Linked DNA regions of Homo sapiens: region 2 is linked to region 1. Evidence: read pairs that join two places in POLR2A ChIA-PET (ENCODE). Cell type or tissue: MCF 10A. All regions are shown on one strand. Links, peaks and the distances in the headings refer to the core of each region. The heading gives the core; the rest is flanking DNA.

Region 1 (5,380 bases), core at 276-5,275:
CATTTTAATTCTTGGTACATTCATTTTATTAAATAAAATATTACTGTAAGTTTTCTTTCCAGAAGATCCTTCAATACATTTCAAACGATGATGTGATAAGGGGGGTAGAGTCAGCAGTAAACTGCACATGACCATGGACAGCAAAATGGTTAAAGAGCCTGAAGGGGCTTCCACTTCCTATGTATGGATTTTTCCCTCAAATCTTGAGGCTATTGGAAAGTATTAGGTTGGTGCAAAAGTAATTGCAGTTTTTGCCTCGGAAGATAAGTCCTCCCGAAGGTGAAAGGTAGCAGCAGAGCCCTTATTTACTTAGTGCCACTCTCATATGTTAAAATTGTTACTCCACAGGCCTGCAAGACCTGTATTGTTGCGAAACTAAAAGTTAGAGAGAGACTTGGGCTCTGTGTATGTCTCAGACAATGCTGATTCATCTAAGTTTTGTGATTCAATATTATGTCTGGAAAATAGCTATAAAATTTATTTTGTTTTGCAGGCAGTTTCCTTGTCCTCCAAACTCACCAAAGGCTGTATGCGCTGTTCTTGAAATTGAATGTGCTCATGGTGCTGTTTTTGTGGCTGGTAAAATATTTAGTCTAGAATATACATACACTGTGAACGTACTCTCCTTTCTAAAAACTCAGCTGACTCCTGTTCTATTTTATTCTTATTGTTGTTATTAGATTCTAATAAGTTTACTCTCTTGAGAAGTAGAATCAATAGCCAAACTTATTTTAGGTTTTGTGGGCATTCTAAAGGATCACTTAGGAGATCAGTTATTTTAAATGCCATGCCAAAGGGAAATGACACTTCCTAGGTTTTAATAGTTCTCATCAGAGATGGCCAAGTAGAAATATGGGTAGATGCAGAGACCCAAAACTGGTTTGGAGAAAAACAGCAGGACAGAGGCTATTTTATAACATAAAAGCAAACTTGAAAAAATAACTTATTATCTCCAAAATGACTAAACACTTGGCTTCCACTGGAAAGAAATTGTTCATTGACTTTCCTAAAAGGTAATCTGGCAGACAAATTTTTGTTTGAAAGTTACAACTGTTTTATAGTAATAGCTGAAGTGAAATTGCTCTTCAGCCTTGACTATAATATCCTATCCTAGGGCAATGAAAGCTACCTGCCTTACTGTAGCTTTACTCATCAGGTGTAAAAGCAAGTTTGGTTGCGTTTTTTTTTTTTTTTTTTTATCCTTGGTATATTCATAATATTATATAACTTGTTTAGTCAGCCAATCAAATTAAATATATTGAGCATTCCTTTCAAACTCATTTGATGTACCATTCATATCATATATTTACCCATCTATTTTATTGTTACTTTAAACCTTTTTATTTAATTATCTACATGTATATGTCCCAGGTCTCCAAATTGGATTGTTAGTTAGGTAAAGGATAGGCCTTGTTTTATATCGTAGCACTTAGGATATTGGCCCTTATAGTTGTTGCTTCTCTTTTTATCCTACCATGTTAATTACTCCATTCCATCCAGGCTATCTGATTATTTCTTTCTCAGGGAGATATAATAAATACTCCAGGAATCTACCACAAACTCCTTGGATAATTGATGGAGAAAGGAAGCTGGAATCTTCAGTGGAAGAATTAATTTCAGATCATCTGTTGGCAGTATTTAAAGCAGAGAGTAAGTGTTACGATCTTCATACTTTTCTTTCTTTTTTTTTTTTTTTTTGAGATAGGGGCTTGCTTTGTCAACTAGGCTAGATTGCAGTAGCACGATCACAGCTTATGGCAGCCTTGACTTCCTGGGCTCAAACGATCTGCCCACCTTGGCCTCCTAAAGTCCTGGGATTATAGGCATGAGCCACCCCACCTGACCTAATCTTCATATTTTATTCTCTCTCTCTTTTTTTTTTTTTTTTTTTTGAGAGAGCCTGTCACCCAGGCTGGAGTGCAGCCTCAATCTCCCAGGCTCAAGCAACCCTCCCATTTCAGTCTCCTGAGTAGCTGGGACCACAGGTATGCACCACCATGCTCGGTTATTTTTTAACATATTTTTAGAGATTGGGGGGTCTCACTATGTTGCCCAGGCTGGTCTCGAACTCCTGGGCTCAAGTGATCCTCCTGCCTGGGCTTCCCAAAGTGCTGGGATTATAGGCATGAGCCACTGCACTTGGCCATATATTTAATACACTGACATTCATGAATAGATTTCTTGGGGGTGGCAGGAAAGATTTCTATATTTTGTTAATCACTACCAAGTCTGGGCCTCTTGGCCATAGGCTTCCTGTGCCTATGGCATCATGTTCTGGGTGCCGCTGGCCTGGGCTGGATTTCAGCCAAGGCACTCGAGAATATCTGCCTGTCCTCTCTCAAGATGATTGCTCTGCCGAGTGCAGTGGTGCGCACCTGCAATCCCAGCACTCTGGGTGGCTGAGGCGGGCGAATCACTTGCAGCCAGGAATTCAAGACCAGCCTGGGCAACATGGTGAGACCCTGTGTCTACTAAAAATACAAAAATCAGCTGGGCATGGTGGTGCGCACCAATAGTCCCAGCTACTTGGAAGGCTGAGGCACGAATCGCTTGAACCCAGGAGGCAGAGGTTGCAGTGTGCTGAGCTCGCACTACTGCACTCCAGCCTGGACGAAAGAGTGAGACTCTGCCTAAAAAAATAAAAAATAAATTTGAAAAATGACTGTTCTCTCCTGGGGAAATTCAAAACAACTGAAACTACTTTAAATGAATGCACCTAAGCCCTGACCTTGGTACACCTCAGCCTTGGCCTCTTTGGGGGAATATGAGGAAATTAAAACACATCTTCCACATCCAGTGCTTCTTCAAGAGTAATCACTGGCAAGTGTTTGGCTTCTCTCTTAACCTGTAAAGTGTCCTGGAATAAAGTTCAGGCCTAGAGAAAGTAAATCAACAGCAGCCATTTTACAAAGACTGAATGGCAGCTGTAATGTTTTTGAATTTAGGTATTAACGAGCCCAGGTTCATGGGATGAGTCAGGTTCCATCAGGTTTATGTTTTCCTTGTCTCAACAGGCCTGTCAGGTCAAAGGCAGCATAATGTCTTGTGATTTCAATTGCAGGAAATGGTGTTACACGTCAGGAAAAACTGCAGGGCATGGATGATATTACTCTTTGGAATGAGGCTCCTAGTATAATTAGAAAACCTTTTTTTTTTGAGACAGAGTCTTACTTTGTTGCCCAGGCTCTAGTGTAGTAGTGTGATCACGGCTCACTGCAGCCTTTAGCTCCTGGGCTTAAGCAATCCTCCTGCCTCAGCCTCCCAAGTAGCTGGGACTACAGGCATGTGCCACCATGCCTGGCTAATTTTTTTGTATTTTTTGTGGAGATGGAGTTTTGCCATGTTGCCAAGGCTAGTCTCAAACTCCCGAGCTCAAGCAATCCATCTGCCTTGGCCTCTCAAAGCGCTGAGATTACAGGCGTGAACCACCACACTCAGCCAGAAAACCTTTTTGTGACAGACCAGCTAGAAATCCATCCTTCTCTCTGAAAGACCTTAAGATAAGCATGCTTTGATAATGACAAACACATGGTCTAGATGAGACATGGCTGACCCTTCCAGCTCCCTGACTTGCAAGGAGGAAAGAGAAACACTTCAAACCACATCCCTCTTATAATTTGTTGCCTATCACAGAGGTGGCCCTTCTTTAAGGGTCTTTAAGAATTGTTTACTGAATGGAAAAAAGAGTATACCAGCACCCTAATATTTTCCAAAATCTTAGCAGTAAAGACCCTGGGCTTTGCCATGAGCTTTTACCCGCTTAATTTGGTATTTACAAATGGATTATCACATAAGACTTATGCAGGTTATGAAGGGATGAAAATAAAGCGTTAGCACAAAAAGTTTCATTTGGATTCTTTTTGGGGCCACCTGTCACGCCAAGTGTCAGGTTCCAGCCCAAGCTGAAGACCGAGAGGAGTGGGCGGATGAGTGGTGGGCAGCTGAAAGAACACTTAAGGAATCTTAGGGAGTTTTGGACATGGCTTTATTCTCTCTCTCTGGGCAAAAGCCCAGGCACGAGACATATGTACAGCATCAGCAGGGTAGTTATACCTTTTACAGACAATAGTGGCTCCGAGCCAAGCAAAAGTTCATGTGAGTGATCACCTAATGTGCCTCACGTGGCATGGTTACATAATGTGTGGGGTTGTGCACCTGTGCACCAAACCTACTGAGTCATGCTGTGCTGGAAGCCTGCCTCAGTCTACTCCTGACTAAAACACAGCCATTTCCCTTATACTCCACCCCCTGGGCTGAGGGTGTCCTCTGGGCAGGGACACACGGCCATAGGGCAGAGCCCTGAGTCCATAACTCACAACAACAATACAGAGAGCAACAGATCACCACTAGGATCCCAGCTATGCTACTTATGTCTACCAGGGCACAGCGTAGGCTAGAGCCTAGGGATGCCCGCCATCTCTGCAGGGGGTCATCAGTAAAACCCTTGACTGTCTTAATCTCCCGTGAGACCCATTGCAGGGCTGCTTTTACGTTCTGCCGATTATCTGGGATAAAGGTACAGCACCGTGTTATGTTTACACAGGCCGTGACAGGTAGCCATCCCAGTGGTGTTAACCCAGTGTTGCTCTGGGCACCACAGTGCCTGGGCTGGGGGTACTACATGTTCCCCCACTAGCCAGCTCCACCCATCATAAATGCTATGAGCCAGCCAGGGGGCAGGTGTGTCATGGGTCTTGCAGCATCCTTTGTCCAAGGCTTGTGCATCGCGTTCCAGGCATCAGCACACGAGGACCACTGCAGATTAGCTGAACCACTTATAGTTCCTGATCATTCTTGCCCTTGATACTGTTTCTTAGGGGGATGAGACAAGGCATAATGGGAGTTGAAAAAACTCAACCAAGTTTTAAGCATGTATTTTCTAATACTTAAGGGAGTGGCTTCTTTTCCTTTTTTGTCAGCTGCTATTTATAATTGCACACTAATAAGTTTTCAGGTTTACCTCCCAGGTTTCTCTCACTCTGGAGTCCAAGGATGTTTCCTTAATTTTCAGGTTTGAAACATTTTTCTTTTTTTTTCTTTCTTTTTTTTTTTTTTTTTTTTTTTTTTGAGATGGAGTCTCGCTCTGTCACCCGGGCTGGAGTGCAGTGGTGTGATCTCGGCTCACTGCAAGCTCAGCCTCCCAGGTTCACGCCATTCTCCTACCTCAGCCTCCCAAGTAGCTGGGACTACAGGCACACGCCACCACACCCAGCTAATTTTTTTGTATTTTTAGTAGAGACAGGTTTCACCAAGTTAGCCAGGATGGTCTCGATCTTCTGACTTCGTGATCCACCTGCCTTAGCCTCCCAAAGTGCTGGGATTACAGGCGTGAGCCACCGCACCCAGCCTGGTTTGAAACATTTTTCTAAAAGATCAGTAA
Region 2 (5,380 bases), core at 165-5,164, 290 kb after region 1:
GCCCTCCTCGGTCTCCCAAAGTGCTGGGATTACAGGTGTGAGCCATCACGCCTGGCCGATTCTAGTGTTTTTGTACATAAATAAATATTCACCAAAGAGCTACGTTTCAACTCTTTTTTTTTTTTTTTTTTTTTTTGAGACAGGGTCTTGCTCTGTCACCCAGGCTGGAGTGCAGTGGTGTGATCACAGCTTGAGGCAGCCTTGATCCTCCTGCCTTAGCCACCCAGGTAGCTGGAACTACAGGCACAGGCCCCCATGCATGGCTAATTAAAAATTTTTTTTGTGTGGGGATGGGGTCTCCCTGTGTTGCCCAGGCTGGTCTCAAGCTCCTGGGCTCAAGCCATCCTCCTGCCTCGGCCTCCCAAAGTGCTGGGATTACAGATGTGAGCCACTGTGCCCAGCCTTCAGTTCATTATTGAGCATCTACTATATGCCAGCAGTTGGGCCAGAGGCTGGAGATATATAAGCCATCAAACACAGTCCCTGATGCTGAGGACCTGGGTCCAGAGTAGTTGGGAGACAGCATGGAAACAGAACCTTTCAAATCCCTAAAACACCCACCACAGCAAGTCCATGGGCAGGCTCTGTGGTGGACCCTGGGACAAATCGTTAGACCCACCCTGGAGGACAGACTCTGAATGATAACTAAGTCAGAGGCTTTTGTTGGATTTTATTTTTCCTTTTTCATAATCATTTCCAGATTTACTTAGAAGTTGTCTGAAATACACATTTGTCTGGAGAAAGAAAATCTGGCTGAGGTGAGAATCCCTAAGCTGGCTCTAAGCTTCCCTGAAAGGAAAGGCCAATGTATCATCAGCTAACTGTCACACAGGAATCCCTTCTGGGGCATCCCCTGGACCTTTTACCAAAGGTTGGACCCACCACATCCAAGGTCTCTTATTCCCCCATCAGTGCTGTGCTGTTCTAGGTTAACGCTATTTTGGGAATGCAGTTCTTCATTTCAGTGTGAATTTCCTCATATTTCTGCACAAATTGAGTGAAATCCTTGGTGCATTTTTTTTCTTAGATGGATGGAAGCTAAAAGAGAATGGAAGGCCTCCAGCTGTTTGAGGCTCTGTCCTCAACGACAATCAAAATTCTCCATCTTTTCTTGTTCTTGGCACTTTCTGATTGAAATAAGATTCCAGCATTTATCTGCACCTGCAATTTTGACAAGAAAGGAAAATTTAAAAGACAAGTGAAAGAATTCTCTGAGGGAAGTCAGTGAGTCGACAGTAGTCAGACGCCTCCAAATCTCTTTTTGCATTCCTCCGTCAATTAAGCTACAGTCACATATTGGAGAGCAGAACTTAAGTCTGTGAGTAGAAATGCAAAAATGTGTGTCGATCAGTAGCTGGAACCTTCCTCTGGAGCGAGTATTACTTGGAGAGCAGCTGATGATCCATTTGGCATTGAAATGGAGAGGATTTTGAGTCAAAGAGGCCACTTTAAATTATAGATTTGAGTTTAGTTGAAGGTCACACTTAACTTGCATGAATAAAATCTTCAGAGATTTTGGAATATACTCAGAAAATGCAGGCAATCCTGAGCACATAAGCATTTCCTTCAGGGGGTAAAAGCAGTTTAATATTATTGCCCTCTGCATAATTATTGATCATATTAGCATAGGAGATACTGAAAGGGAAGGCAGAGTAACCGTCTGATGGACACCTTGATTCTCAGCAGCTACGACCATGAACTTGGACAGGAAGTTGCCTGGAGACCTGGGAAGATTGTAAAGGGAATTTGATAGTGACCATTTCATTTTGGCTCAACAGATGACAAAAGTGACCCACTGAGAGGGGAAGGTTTATTTAGCTAATCTATATGACATAAATAAATTCCCACACCTAGGAATTTGGGAATCACCTGCCAAATGTTGATTTGATTATCTTGATGTGTGTTTAACCTGATTCAAAGCTTCCTGGTAGCCAAGATGAAGAGGGAAATGTGAATTATAAACTCATCATTTGAGAGGAGAAATGTACTCAACTTTCGAAGGAAACTAGGACATTCATAAAGAAAATTGCAAACATTAAAAACATTTGATTTGGCGGGGCACGGTGGCTCACGCCTGTAATCCCAACACTTCGGGAGGCTGAGGCAAGTGGATCACCTGAGGTCAGGAGTTTGAGACCAGCCTGGCCAACGAGATGAAACTCCGTCTCCACTAAAATTACAAAAAAATTAGCCGGGCATGGTGGCGGGAGCCTGTAATCCCAGCTACTCGGCAGGCTGAGGCAGGAGAATCGCTTGAATCTGTTAGGCGGAGATTGCAGTGAGCCGAGATGGAGCCACCGCACTCCAGCCTGGGCAACAAGAGTGAAACTGTCTCAAACAAAACAAAACAAGAAACATATGATTCATAGTTGTAATATTCTTTCCAAAGGCTATCAGTTCACAATGCAGATTAATGATTAGGATTTAGGAAATTATAAATGTACTTCAGAGGTTTTTGAACCTGTTAATATGAATTAACTTGCAGAATGTCCTGATTCCTCCCCCCAACACTAATCTAAAGCCTATGTTTTTCCCCTGTCGCTTGCTGTGTTAATTGGATCACAGAGATAATTCCCCTCCCATAAAATGTAATCTCTGCAGGTTTTGGAATCTACATTCTGCCGCATTTTATAGGATTATCTCTCAAAGGTAACAGATTAGAAGCCCTGGATGGTGAAAATAAACTGAAATTTGGGCTGTAATCCCTTTCAGTGAGGATGGGGATGGGGGAGGCTTCCAGGTTCTAATGAATGAGAGAATGCTAGATTGGCAGTCTGTTTTTGTTTTGTTTTGTTTTGAGACAGAGTCTCACTCTGTGGCCCAGGCTGGAGTGCAGTGGCGTGATCTTGGCTCACGCCAACCTCCACCTCCCAGGTTCAAGCAATCCTTGTGCCTCAGCCTCCTGAGTAGCTGGGATTACAGGCATGCCCCACCACGCCTGGCAAATTTTTATATTTTTAGTAGAGATGGGGTTTTGCCATTTTGGCCAGGCTGGTCTCGAACTCCTGACCTCAGGTAATCTGCCTGCCTTGGCCTCCCAAAGTGCTGAGATTACAGGGGTGAGCCACTATGCTCGGCCTATAGTCTCTTTGTTCCCTCCCTCCCTTCCTTCCCTTATTGCCTTCTTTTTTTTTTTTTTTTTTGATAGGATCTTACTTTGTTACCCAGGCTGGAGTGCAGTGGCTTGATCTGGGCTTACTGCAACCTCTGCCTCCCAGGCTCAAGTAATCCTCTGACGTCAGCCTCCCGAGTAGCTGGGACCACCATGTCCGGCTAGACTGGCAGTCTGAACACCTGACTCCTAGTCTCTGTATAGCCACCAATTAGTAGTATAATTTATGGCGCTATTTCTCTGAGAGTTCTCTGTGACTCAGTTTCCCCTGCAAAATGAGGAGGTAGTACTAGATCAGCATTTCTCAAAATGCAGTCCAAGAAAAGCTAGTCTTTTTTTTTTTTTTTTTTGAGATGGAGTCTCACTCTGTCACCCAGTCTGGAGTGCAATGGCACCATCTCAGCTCCCTGCAACCTCCGCCTCCCGGGTTCAAGCGATTCTCCTGCCTCAGCCTCCCGAATAGCTGGGACTATAGGCACGTGCCATCACACCTGGGTAATTTTTGTATTTTTTGTAGAGACGGGGTTTCACTATGTTGGCCAGGCTGGCCTCGAACTCATGACCTCGTGATCTGCCTGCCTCGGCCTCCCAAAGTGCTGGGATTACAGGCGTGAGCCACTGCACCTGGCTGAAAAACTAGTCTTTAAAATGTTAATAGGTATTCCATGAATGAAGAACTAAAGGTCAGGTACATTTGGGGAAATCTACATGCCATCATCTCGCAGTAGGGCATCACAATGTCCATTAGCACATAATAGGCTCAGAGTCTTGAAGCAAATAAGTGCAGTTGCGTGTGTGTGTATATAGAACACACACACACACACACACATATATATAACATTTTTCTTCTTCTTCATTTTTTTAATGATATGAGGTCTCACTATCTTTTTTCTTTTTTTTTTTTTGAAATGGAGTCTTGTTCTGTTGCCCAGGCTGGAGTGCAGTGGCGTGATCTTGGCTCACTGTAACTTCTGCCTCCCAGATTCAAGCGAATCTCCTGCCTCAGCCTCCCGAGTAGCTGGGATTACAGGTGCCCGCCACCACACCTGGCTAATTTTTTTGCATTTTTAGTAAAGACATGGTTTTGCCACGTTGGCGCTGCTAGTCTCGAACTCCTGGGGGTCTCACTCTCTTGACCAGGTTGGTCTCGAACTCTTGGCTTCAAGTGATCCTCTCGTCTTGGCCTCCCAAAGTTCTGGGATTACAGGTGTGAGCCACCCTGCCTGGCCTATATATAACATTTTTTTAAACAAAGGAATTTTCAAACTTATTTTGGCTTTAGAATCCTTTTTTGGAAAGAAAACATTAACTTCCAGAATACTCTTGGTAAATGTTGAACTAGATCAGGAGTTCTCAAACTTTTTGTTCTCAGGACTCTTAAAGATTATTGAAGACTCAAAGAAGCTTTAATCTATGTGAATTATTCCATTGTTATTTATCATATTAGACACAATAAAGGATACATAAAAATGTTAATTAATTTTTAAAAAAACACGATGTGGCCGGGCATGGTGGCTCATGCCTGTAATCCCAGCATTTTGGGAGGCCAAGATGGGCGGATCACGAGGTCAGGAGATAGAGACCATCCTGGCTAACGCGGTGAAACCCCGTCTCTACCAAAAATACAAAAAATTAGCCGGGCCTGGTGGCAGGCACCTGTAGTCCCAGCTACTCAGGAGGCTGAGGCAGGAAAATGGCATGAACCTAGGAGGCGGAACTTGCAGTGAGCCAAGATCGAGCCACTGCACTCCATCCTGGGTGACAAAGCGAGACTCCATCTCAAACAAACAAACGAAAAAACCCCACAATACATGTTAATATAAATAACTTTTTTCAAAAAGTAACTATTTTCAAAAATAAAATTGAGAAGAATGGTATTGTTTTATATGTTTGCAAATATCTTTAATGTCTCATTTTGTAAAAGGCATCCAGATTCTCGTATCTGTTTCTGCTTTTAATCTCTTGTGAGATGTTTTGCTGAAGTATATGAAGAAAATCCAGCTTTATAGAGCTATAAAATTGGGAAAGGGACTGGGCATGGTGGCTCATGCCTGTAATCCCAGCACTTTGGGAGGCCAAGGTGGGTGGATCACCTGAGGTCAGGAGTTTGAGACCAGCCTAGCCAACATGGCAAAACCCCATCTCTACTAAAAAAAAATTAGCTGGGCGTGGTGGTGGGCACTTGTAATCCTAGCCACTTGGGAAGCTGAGGCAGGAGAATCGCTTGAACCCAGAAGGTGGAAGTTGTGGTGAGTCGAGATTGCATCA

Evidence for each region. Peaks named below come from ENCODE experiments on the same cell type or tissue, not always from the same donor. Only the 100,000 strongest peaks of a DNase experiment are listed, where the experiment ranks them.
Region 2: POLR2A ChIA-PET joins it to region 1 with 5 read pairs; 3 of 35 experiments call an interaction of 5 or more read pairs at or near these places.

Annotation. Positions count from the first base shown.
Region 1 is chr2:60,956,662-60,962,041 of GRCh38, reverse strand. PUS10 (pseudouridine synthase 10) reads left to right here. Exons shown (of 18, transcript NM_144709.4): 10 at 494-579; 11 at 1,525-1,650. Among named protein-coding and RNA genes, the nearest start is that of PEX13, 58 kb to the left of the region's middle. In MCF 10A, for the core only: no CTCF peak of the experiment used is centred there; DNase peaks (open chromatin) are centred at 371, 3,021 and 4,091.
Region 2 is chr2:60,668,043-60,673,422 of GRCh38, reverse strand. No RefSeq gene overlaps it. Among named protein-coding and RNA genes, the nearest start is that of PAPOLG, 86 kb to the left of the region's middle. In MCF 10A, for the core only: no CTCF peak of the experiment used is centred there; no DNase peak of the experiment used is centred there.